Linked DNA regions of Homo sapiens: region 1 is linked to region 2. Evidence: chromatin loops called from intact Hi-C (ENCODE). Cell type or tissue: tibial artery. All regions are shown on one strand. Each heading gives the region's core, and the rest is flanking DNA. Links, peaks and the distances in the headings are about the cores only.

What was found. A loop is a pair of places that touch in the nucleus more often than their neighbours do. Peaks named below come from ENCODE experiments on the same cell type or tissue, not always from the same donor. Only the 100,000 strongest peaks of a DNase experiment are listed, where the experiment ranks them.
Region 1: a loop joins it to region 2, with 4 times the contacts of the local background. A loop is called at or near these places in 3 of 110 quality-filtered maps.

What each region holds. Positions count from the first base shown.
Region 1 is chr6:9,532,679-9,538,062 of GRCh38, forward strand. No RefSeq gene overlaps it. Among named protein-coding and RNA genes, the nearest start is that of TFAP2A-AS2, 870 kb to the right of the region's middle. In tibial artery, for the core only: no CTCF peak of the experiment used is centred there; no DNase peak of the experiment used is centred there.
Region 2 is chr6:10,091,660-10,097,043 of GRCh38, forward strand. LOC124900218 (a long non-coding RNA gene) reads right to left here. Exons shown (of 5, transcript XR_007059909.1): 5 at 3,758-5,384. It also overlaps the pseudogene OFCC1. Among named protein-coding and RNA genes, the nearest start is that of TFAP2A-AS2, 310 kb to the right of the region's middle. In tibial artery, for the core only: no CTCF peak of the experiment used is centred there; no DNase peak of the experiment used is centred there.

The sequences.
Region 1 (5,384 bases), core at 303-5,302, 560 kb before region 2:
AGTACAGATGCTCTCAACAACTGCCTCAGTACTGAAGCTACACATCAGCTAGATCTACATCAGATAATGAGATGGAAGCCAATGACTCAGCAAGCCAGTTGGTTGTTTCCAAATATACACACCTTTGTTTTCCAGAGTAAAGTTTTACACAAAACGATTTCAACACACATGGTGGCAGAATATCAAAACAACTCCGACAGTGACATTTGGCTAAAGTGATGAGAGGTGGGATTTTAATGTGCAAGCTTGATTAAAATAATAAGTTTCATCATTGCTACTTTGTTTTGATAATTTAAGTGCAAGTGAAAAACAGCAGAAGGTATTGTTTCTTTGGAAGGAGCTCTCATGACTCAATGCTTTAAATGCTCTCTGACTCCTTGAAGTTTTCCCTTTGTGACAATTTATCACTCTGTAACAGGCAAAGCATTTTTTGAGTTTTTGCAACAGCCCTCAGACAGAAACTTACCCCTATTCCTGTTAAAAAATGTTTGCTGTTGAATATTGTAATTCTCACGTATATCTTTTTCATGTCCACTAATGCCTGAGTTTGCTTTTAGGTATGCTTCTCCAGGGATAATTTTATTAAAATGAACTTATATGAAGTGTTATGTCATTATTTGCTACTCATTTGAGTCAATCATTCCTTTCAACCACAGATTTTATTGAGTGCCAACAAGGTGACTTGCTGTGACCCCAGTGCTGGATACAATAACAGCCAACATTTATTGAACATTTATTATGTGGCAGGCATTGTTCTGACAGTTTTATGTGAATTACCTCATTCATTCTTTCCAAGAACTCTATGAGGTAGACAGTATTATCCCATTTTACAGGTGAGGAAACAGTTGCAAAGGGAGGTTGAATTATTTGTTCCAGGTCACTCAGCTAGCAAGTAGTAGATCTGAGATTTAAACATGGACAAGCTGGCTTTAGAGAATATACTTCTAGCTAGTAAGTGATTTTGCCTCTTCTAAAAAGTAAATCTATTTTATGTCATCAATATCAAAAAACAAAAGTAGGCATGGTAGATTTTGCACCATAGTACATAATAATTTTAACAAGTGTGCCATTTTCATAGTTACAGTTTAGCAAAATTATTGAACCCATTGCTTCCCTTTAACCTTTTTTGAGTTCAATGTAGAAAAAAGATGGCATTGGAAATTAACGTTTAAAGGTCAGACTTGTGGGTCTTGACAATTACTAAGTTGTGGAGGTTTCAAAATGTGGAGGATGCGGAGTCAAGATATTCTAAGGAAAGAAACTGGCTGAGAGGTTTAGACAGCTGAGCAAATGCATCAGGGAAGCAGGCAGCCTCGAACCAGGCATAGTGAGGTTCTGGCATAGGGTCAAATGTTGAGTTTCAGTAACTCGTCACTTTTCTCAGTCCTTGCTTTCTACGTCCGTTCCTTTAGGATTCGGGTCTTGTTTCTGCTCCCAGTTCTTGCAGGGATTACTGTATGGTTGTTCAAGGGTCATTTACCTCATTTGTGTTACCTCATCTTATCCTCATAGTTTCAATGGTAAGAAGCAAAGATGATGTTCACTTTTCTGGAGTACACTGGCTTCAGAGGTATTATGAAACTTACCCAATATATCATCATTAAAAAAAGGCAGGACTTAGAGCACAGCCCTGTAACCTAGGACTCTGGACTATCTCTAGAAGGCCCATCTAATCATTCCATCTTTAAAGGAAAACATAAAACCTACCTTGGCACAGCTCCCTTCTTAACTCTGGACCTTGGACTGTCCTTCAGTGCTCAGATCTCATCTTCCCATGTTACTCTCAAGATTGAAATTAAATTGCCACACCCAATAACGCAACCCTATACCCTCCCTAATTGTCTAGATTAGAGGGGTCTCCTGTGTACACAGCCCCGTAGAATCCCATGCCTACTGCCATCATAACATTTATCAGAAGGCATTTTAATTAATTGTTCTTTTTTTTTTTTGAGACTGAGTCTCGCTCTGTCGCCTAGGCTGGAGTGCAATGATGTGATCTTGGCTCACTGCAACCTCAGCCTCCTGGGTTCAAGCGATTCTCCTGCCTGAGCCTCCCTGAGTAGCTGAGATCACATGCCTAGCTACCTTTTTTTTTTTTTGTATTTTTAGTAGAGACGGGATTTCACCGTGTTGGTCAGGCTGCTCTCGAACTCCTGACCTCAAGTGAACTGCCTGACTTGGCCTCCCAAAGTGCTGGGATTACAGGCGGGAGCCACCACGCCCGGCCAATTGTTCTTTTTTATGTGTCTTCATCCTGAACTATAGTTCTTTAAGGGCACAGATGATGACAATAATGATTTATTTTTTAATTTTATTTTTATTCCCAGTGCATAGTAGAGTTCCTGGCATAGAGAAGTCGCTCACTAAATATTTAGGGGGAAAGTCTATAATTTTAAGTTTGGCAATGACTCTCACAATATTATTATATTTGACCTTCAGCATATGATGAACAGCTCTCATTCCTCTTGAACTTGTTACTGGCAGTGGTATACAAGGTGGGGCAGTTCACAGCAGAATACACGAGAATGTTTGGCAAGATTGGTCCAAGCATCTGAGTTCCTCTAGATTGTTGAGAGACGGAGAACTAAAACAAATGTTTCAGTACTAGTGGGTTAAAATGATCCTCTTCAAATTGTGTGTAAAGTGCAATGCTGAGTCATGTAGTGTTAGTATTTGCAATTTTTTATAAGAATTCAGAAAAAAATACTTCATGCAGAGAAGTGTTTAAATTATTACTATAATGTCTCTATACATTTTCACCAAAAGCTGACAGCTTTAACATTCAAATAAAGTAATTGAAATACATAATAAATAAAATGAAATGTAGAGAGAGCATATTGCTATTGCCTAATAAAGAGTGTTGCGAATAAAAAGCAATATTATTTTTTTAAAGAAGGAAATAATGTAGACCCAGAGTTTAACGCAGTAGTAGAGATATGAAAATAACAGTAACTCCTGTTATTTAGTAAATAGTTAACACACACTTTTAAACTTAAAACTATTTACAATGTTTACTTGGTAGTTATTTAAAGCAAAAATAACCTAAAATAACTAGTAGTTATTTAAAATATATGAGAATTTAATATTGAAATCGAGTATTTTTATAGAAAACTTTTTGTTAGATTTTGCATATGATTGAAGGAAGAACTCTCCTCCAAACTCCCCCACCAAAAGTTTTTTTTGTGTTTCGTTTTTTGTTTTTTTGAGACAGAGTTTCGCTCTTGTTGCCCAGACTGGAGTGCAGTGGGGCGATCTCGGCTCACTGCAACCTCTGACTCCTGGGCTCAAGCCATTCTCTTGCCTCTGCCTCAGGAGTAGCTGGGACTACAGGCACCCACCACCAAAGCCCGGCTAATTTTTGTGTTACTAGTAGAGACGGGGCTTCACCATGTTCACCAGGCTGGTCTCAAACTCCTGACCTCAGGTGATATGCCCACTTTGGTCTCCCAAATACTGGGATTACAGGTGTGAGCCACCACACCCAGCCCGAAAGTTTATTATTGATAGGTATCTTGAAGAAAATCAGGACTAAAGCATTTTGATTTGGACCATCATCTTTCTGTGCAGTGTGTGCATAGCATTCTTTGTTACATTGTCTATCTGCTTGGTGTGCATGTGTGCTCACACATGTGCGTGTGAGTGTATGTGTGCATGTGTATGTGTGTGGGAGTATGTTTTTATTTGACAGTGAGTGCACTAAGAATTTCCTGTGGTGCCAGCACACAGCAAAAGGTGGTTGGAAATGATGAAAGATTTATTTGAAAGCAAACTCAGTCATTCATTAAGCTGTGCCCATTATAAATTATTCAGCCTCTCTGGACCTCAATGTCCCCATTTATAAAACGGGAAAATATAACAATTAGTACTAGTACATACAGAGTACCTGTAATACATAGTATACCATATAGACATAATAAATTATAGCTGTGGATATTATCATTGTTATTCTTATTCAGTTATATTTGGCTAATTGCTCAGCAATACTTGGGCTATACTCTTAGCCCTGCCTTTATTAATCCTAAATATTAAAGATTAGACTTGACACACTTTAGTTCCGAGACCTGTGACCTTCCACACTGCCTATATCATAGTCACCAACAATAATTATTTACTGGAATGGTTAGATAGTGCTTTGTGTTTGCAAATTGCTTTCCAGCATTTAAAACCCTTTAGTCTTACAGCAACCCTATGGTGTTGATGTCACCTTGACCATTTTGCTTATTAGGAAGTTAAGGCCTGGGAAAGTTAGAAAAAAAAAAAAACCTGCTATCATTTGGTCAGGGCTGGAGCAGGGATCAAACACAGGTTTGGGACTATAAAGCTCTACCCTTCCCATCATTCTCTATTTTGGTCTCTAAGCCAACAACAGGCTGGATACTATGTTGTGCAGACAGAATGTATTATTCAAAGTAGAATATATTGGTGGGGAATGGAGTGCTATTACTAATTATCCTGAGACAAGAAAAGCCAGTCAGGCAAAGCAGGATATAGGATCACACTGGTCAGAATATAAAAACAAGGCGTATCTTCAAACTCCAGCTTCCTTAGCAAATAACTTGGGAGTTAGAATATAACTACAAACACAAAAATTTAAGTAGCTTAGAAGATGCAGGTAAGTGATAGCAGTCATAGCTATCCAGACAAGAAAAATACATGCCTTAGGTAGAGGGATATGCTTTACTCATTTCTAAGATCCTCGTACTTGGTACAGTGCTTTGAACATAGTAGAAATTCATTAAATGTTTATTAAATTGAGTCAGACTTCTTTGAGTTGAAGTGTTCAGAGAAAATGAGGGGGGAGGGAATTATAGCTGAGGTTTATGCAAAGTCTTTTCCATTGGCTCATGGTGGCAATAAACTTGTGATTTATGTGACCTTCCCTAAATAAGTCACTAGTGTGATTCTTGAAATATTATTGTGCATTAAAGCTACAAAGCACAATGCATACTAAGCTATGATTAATCACATTGTGGGGAAGGATTGGGGACAGAAAAGGCAGAGATAAGGAAATTCATTTCCTGTTTAAGCAAGAAATATCTTTCAAAAAAATTTTGTTTTTTGAGACGAATCTCGCTCTGTTGCCCAGGCTGGAATGCAGTGGTGAGATCTCGGCTCACTGCAACCTCGCCTGCTGGGTTCAAGCAATTCTCCTGCTTCAGCCTCATGTGCAGCTGGGATTACAGGCATGTGCCACCAGGACCAGCTAATTTTTTTTTTTTGTATTTTTAATAGAGACAGGGTTTGCCATGTTGGCTAGGCTAGTCTCAAACTCCTGACTTCAGGAGATGTGGCCTTCTCAGCCTCCCAAAGTGCTAGGATTACAGGCATGAGCCACCATGCCTGGCTCCTTATAAATATTATTAACCTAAAAATAATTGGCTGAT
Region 2 (5,384 bases), core at 259-5,258:
TCTACTTTTTATAAAGTCATCCCATCATTGCCTCTGCTTAGAGGTCTAACAATTCTTTGCCCATAGGAGTCCCCTAAAATATAACAACTAGATGATAAGTGAGTAAATAATTTGAAACACCCTGGCCAAGTGTATTAGTCCATTCTCACACTGCTATAAAGAACTACCTGAGACTGGGTAATTTATTAAAAAAAGGTTTAATTGACTTACACTTCTGCACACTATATAGGCTTCTGCTTTTGGGGAGGCCTCAGGAAACTTACCATCATAGCAGAAGGTGAAGAGGAAGCAAGCACATCTTCACTTGGCTGGCGGGAGGGGTGGGTGAGGTAAAACACACTGTCTTTTTTTTTTTTTTTTTTTTTTGAGATGGAGTCTTGCTCTGTCGCCCAGGCTGGAGTACAGTGGCGTGATCTCAGCTCACTGCACGCTCTGCCTCCCAGGTTCTTGCCATCCATTCTCCTGTCTCAGCCTCCCAAGTAGCTGGGACTACAGGCACCCACCACCATGCCCAGCTAATTTTTTGTATTTTTAGTAGAGATGGGGTTTCACCATGTTAGCCAGGATGGTCTCAATCTCCTGACCTTGTGATTTGCCTGCCTCTGCCTCCCAAGGTGCTGGGATTACAGGTGTGAGCCACTGTGCCTGGCCAGTACAACACACTTTCAACCAACAGAGCTCAGGAGGGCTCTATTACAGCACAGTGAGGAGGATGGTGCTAAACCATGAGGAACCACCCCCGTGATTCAGTAACCTCCTACCAGGCCCCTCCTCCAATACTGGGGATCACAACTTGACAGGAGATTTGGGTGGGGACACAGAGTCCCAGACTATATTATTCCACCTGGCCCCTTCAAAATATCATGTCCTTCTCACATTTCTTTTTTTTGGGGGGGGTAGGGGGCAGGGAGACAGAGTCTCACTCTGTCACCAGGCTGGAGTGCAGTGGTGCGATCTCAGCTCGCTGCAACCTCCGCCTCCCAGGTTCAAGTGATTCTCCTGCCTCAGCCTCCCGGGTAGCTGGGACTACAGGTGCACGCCACCATGCTCAGCTAATTGTTGTATTTTTGGTAGACACGGGGTTCACCATGTTGGCCAGGATGATCTCAATCTCCTGACCTCATCATCCTGCCGCCTCGGCCTCCCAAAGTGCTGGGATTACAGGCATGAGCCACCACACCTGGCCCCTTCTCACATTTCAAAACACAATTATGCCTTTCCAACAGTCCCCCCAAATCTTAACTCATTCCAGCATTAACTCAAAAGTCCAAGTCCAAAATCTCATCTGAGACAAGGCAAGTCCCTTCTACCTATGAGCCTGTAAATTAAAAAACAAATTAGTTATTTCTAAGATACAATGGGGGTACAGGAATTGAGTAAATGCTCCCATTCCAAAAGGGAGAAATTGGCTGAAACAAAGCGGCTACACATCCCACGGAAGGCTGAAACTCAGCAGGGTGATTATTAAATCTTGAAGCTCCAAAACAGTCTCCTTTGACTCCATGATTACATCCAGGCAACACTGATGCAAGGGATGGGCTCCTAAAGTCTTGGGCAGCTCAGCCCCTGTGGTGGTTCTGCATGGCTCCAGCTCCCATGGTTGCTCTCAAAAGCTGGCATTGAGTGCCTGCAACTTTCCCAGGCATGTGGTGCAAGCGGCCAGTGAATCTACCTTTCTGGGGTCTGGAGGATGGTAGCCTTCCTCTCCAAGCTCCACTAGGCAGCGCCCCAGTGGGGAGTCTGTGTGGGGTTCCAACCCCACATTTCCCCTTAGCGCTGCCCTAGTAGAAGTTCTCTATAAGGGCTCCACCCCTGTAGCAGACTTCTGCCTGGACATCCAGGCATTTCCACACATCCTCTGAAATCTAGACAGAGGCTCCCAAGCCTCAACTGTTGCCCTCTGCACACCTACAGGCTTAATACACATGGAAGCTGCCAAGGCTTGGGGCTCGCATCCTCCGAAGCAATGGCCTGAGCTGTACCTTGGTCCCTTTTAGCCATGGCTAGAGTTGGAGTGGCTGCGATGCAGGGTGCCATGTCCCAAGGCTGCACAGAGCAGCAGGGCCCTGGGCCTGGCCCAGGAAACCATTCTTCCCTCCTAGGTTTCCAGGACTGTGATGGGCAGGGCTGCTGCGAAGGTCACTCAAATGCCGTGGAGTCATTTTCCCAATTGTCTTGGCTATTATCATTCGGCTCCTCTTATGCAAACTTCTGCAGCTGGCTTGAATTCCTCCCCAGAAAATGGGTTTTTCTTTTCTGCCACAGGGTCAGGCTGTCAATTTTCCAAACTTTTATGCTCTACTTCCCTTTTAAATATAACTTCCAGTTTCAGACCATTTCTCTGTTTATGCAGGTGAGCGTAGGTTTTTGTAGCAGCCAGGCCACATCTTAATGCTTTGCTGCTTAGAAATTTCTTCTGTGCCAGATACCCTAAATCGTCTCTCTCAAGTTTGAAGTTCCACAGATCACTAGAGCAGGAGAGCAGTGCCACTAGTCTCTTTGCTAAAGCATAGCAAGAGTGATCTTTACCCCAGTTCCCAATAAGTTCCTCATCTCCATCTGAGACCTCCTCAGTCTGGACTTCACTATCCATATCACTATGAGCATTTTGGTCACAACCATTCAACAAGTCTCTAGGAAGTTCTAAACTTTCCCTAATCCCCCTGTCTTTTTCTGAGCCCTTCTGTTCCAACCTCTGCCCATTACCTAGTTCCAAAGCTGCTTCCACATTTTCAGGTATCTTTATAGCAATGCCCCAATTCTCTGGTACCAATTTTCTGTATTAGTTTGTTCTCACACTGCTATAAATACTACCTGAGACTGGATAATTTATTTTAAAAAGAGGTTTAATTGGCTCACAGCTCTGCAGGCTGCACAGGCTTCTGCTTCTGGGGAGGCCTCAGGAAACCTACAATTATGGCAGAAGGTAAAGGGAAAGCAAGCACATCTTCACATGGCAGCAAGAGAGGGAGGGGAGGTGCTACACACCTTCAAACAACCAGATCTTGTGGGAGCTCTATCACAAGAAGAGCAAGGGGGATGGTGCTAAACCATTAGGGACTGACCCCCATGATTCAATAACCCCCCACCATCTCCCTCCTCCAACACTAGGGATCACAACTTGGCAGGACCAAGATTGCACAAAGAGGACTACAGGAATATTACTCAAAGATGGCAGAGGGGCTCCACATTTTCTTTTCCAAGTCTTGATTCACTTATGCAGAGTACATTTATATTAAATAATTGGTTGTCTTCAAGAAAATGCAAGTGTCCTGGCACATGCCAAGTGTTCCCTAAAGACACCTGTGATGATAATGTGACGATAAAGCCCTCAAGGACCTGGCTGGATAGAGAACACCTGGAACTCACCACACTGTGGCCTCTTTAGAGCAGGGTAGAGTGTATGTTGTTGTTATGCTTGTTGTTTAAAGAACAAGCCCTGGATGATAAAACATTTTTTTAAAAAGTGGTCAGTTGTGATGACTATTAGTTTCCTGGAGATGGATAGTCATGGTGGGCCCAGAGGGAGGAAGGGGCGGTTAGGAAGATTACAGTAGATTTGCTGATATTCGGATGTATTTCTTGCTTGATCAGAATAGAGAGAGAGGCTGAAAATATGGACAGCAGGAATTTCCAAACACGTCCTAGGATGCAGTCATGTGTTTAATTTCTCAAAGTCACATGGCAGCTGGAAGAGGATGTGGGAGGGTGGAGCAGGGAAGCTGATGAAAAAAGAGGGAAGCACACCATCTGCAATGCAAACTGGTAAACCCTGGAAGCCCATTGGGAGATTCTGCCTGCAGCGGGATCAACTGGAGGGTAGAGCACGTGCTGGCCTTTTCCCACTTCCACTCTTCTCTCCCAATTCCAACATGATGACATCAGGAACAGCCAGTGATACCAGTGTCAGAAAGACTAAGATTCAGAGGTAGAACTGGCCCTCACTTGTAGTTTGAGAAAGTGACTTTTCCTGCCTCTGTTTCCCTGCTAGTAATACTGGGTGCTAGCCTCGCTGAATTGTTCATTCACTGCTATCTGTTTTGTTCCCCTTGTCCACTTTGTCAGGAGCACTGGAACGGGATTACCTCCGAGGTCGGCTGGGATCTCACGCATGGAGGATACAAGCATGTAATTCCCTTCTGAAAGCCATAGTATTACAACAATTCTAGTTTGTATGTTTCAGTTATTAAGAGGCTGCTTAATAATATCACCACACAAACGGAAATATTGAAATGAATCTGACTAAAGCTTTTTATACTAATGGCAAATTCTATTTTTGGCTGTATTTCAATAAGGATACTTGTTTTCTAGTTATCTGAAAGACGGAAAAACAATCATGTTTTACTGACTGGAAATTTATTTATGTGACTTACAAAAAATCAAGACCTGATTTTAAGACATTGTTTTTACTAAGTTTAAAGTTTTGAAAGCATTATGCTCTGGAAAACAAAGGACCACTAAAGGAGATCTGGTATGTTTTGAAAGCAAAGAACTACAACATCAGGTGCCCTATAGGACCAAAACCTAGGTATCATTTTTGCATAATGTGTGTGTATACATATATACACACACCTAGGTATCATTTATATATACACACACACACACACACACCCCTAAGTATCATTTTTGCATAATGTGTGTGTGTGTGTGTATATATATATAAAAATTGCTATAGCGTATTTTTCCAAAAGAACCTACAGTTCGGGGGTGGGGGGGTTGTTTTGTTCCATATAGAAAATTGTATTTGTCTTTATAGCACAGACAAATGAGATAAAGGTTGTGCTATATCTTACATTTTAAGCTGAAAAATGAAGGGCAGTCAGAAACAAAGGCAGAAACACGTCCCAGGTCTCTTAACTTTTACTCCAGGACTCTCTGTACTAATTTTTGGACTGTCCATCCATTTCTCTGGTGAACCTAGCAATCTTTTTGTTGAACACAATTATTTCTCTGCATAAAGTTGCTTATTTAGAATCATAGACTATTAAACCTAAAGGGAATGAAGAGAGTCTCATTGTAGGAGTATGCTGTTTACCTACAGAGGAAGGAGCAGAGGCTCATACAGGTAAAAGGCTTTCTCTTTGTCAAATAGTCCATCAGCCATATCGCCCTACAAGAGCCTCGATTTTGTTATCGCAAGCCTTTCTCTTAGAAGGTTGGCCACCACAATGCCATTGTTTGTATCAAAAGAGCCAGTGCATTTTTCCAAAGGGCCTAACTTTCCCCCACTGAAAATCCAGCTGGTAAAATAAAATTTAAAATTGGTTAATAGGCCGGGTGCAGTGGCTCACACCTGTAATCCCAGCACTTTGGGAGGCCAAGGTGGGCGGATCACTTGAGGGCAGAAGTTTGAGACCAGCCTGGCCAACATGGTTAAACCTCAT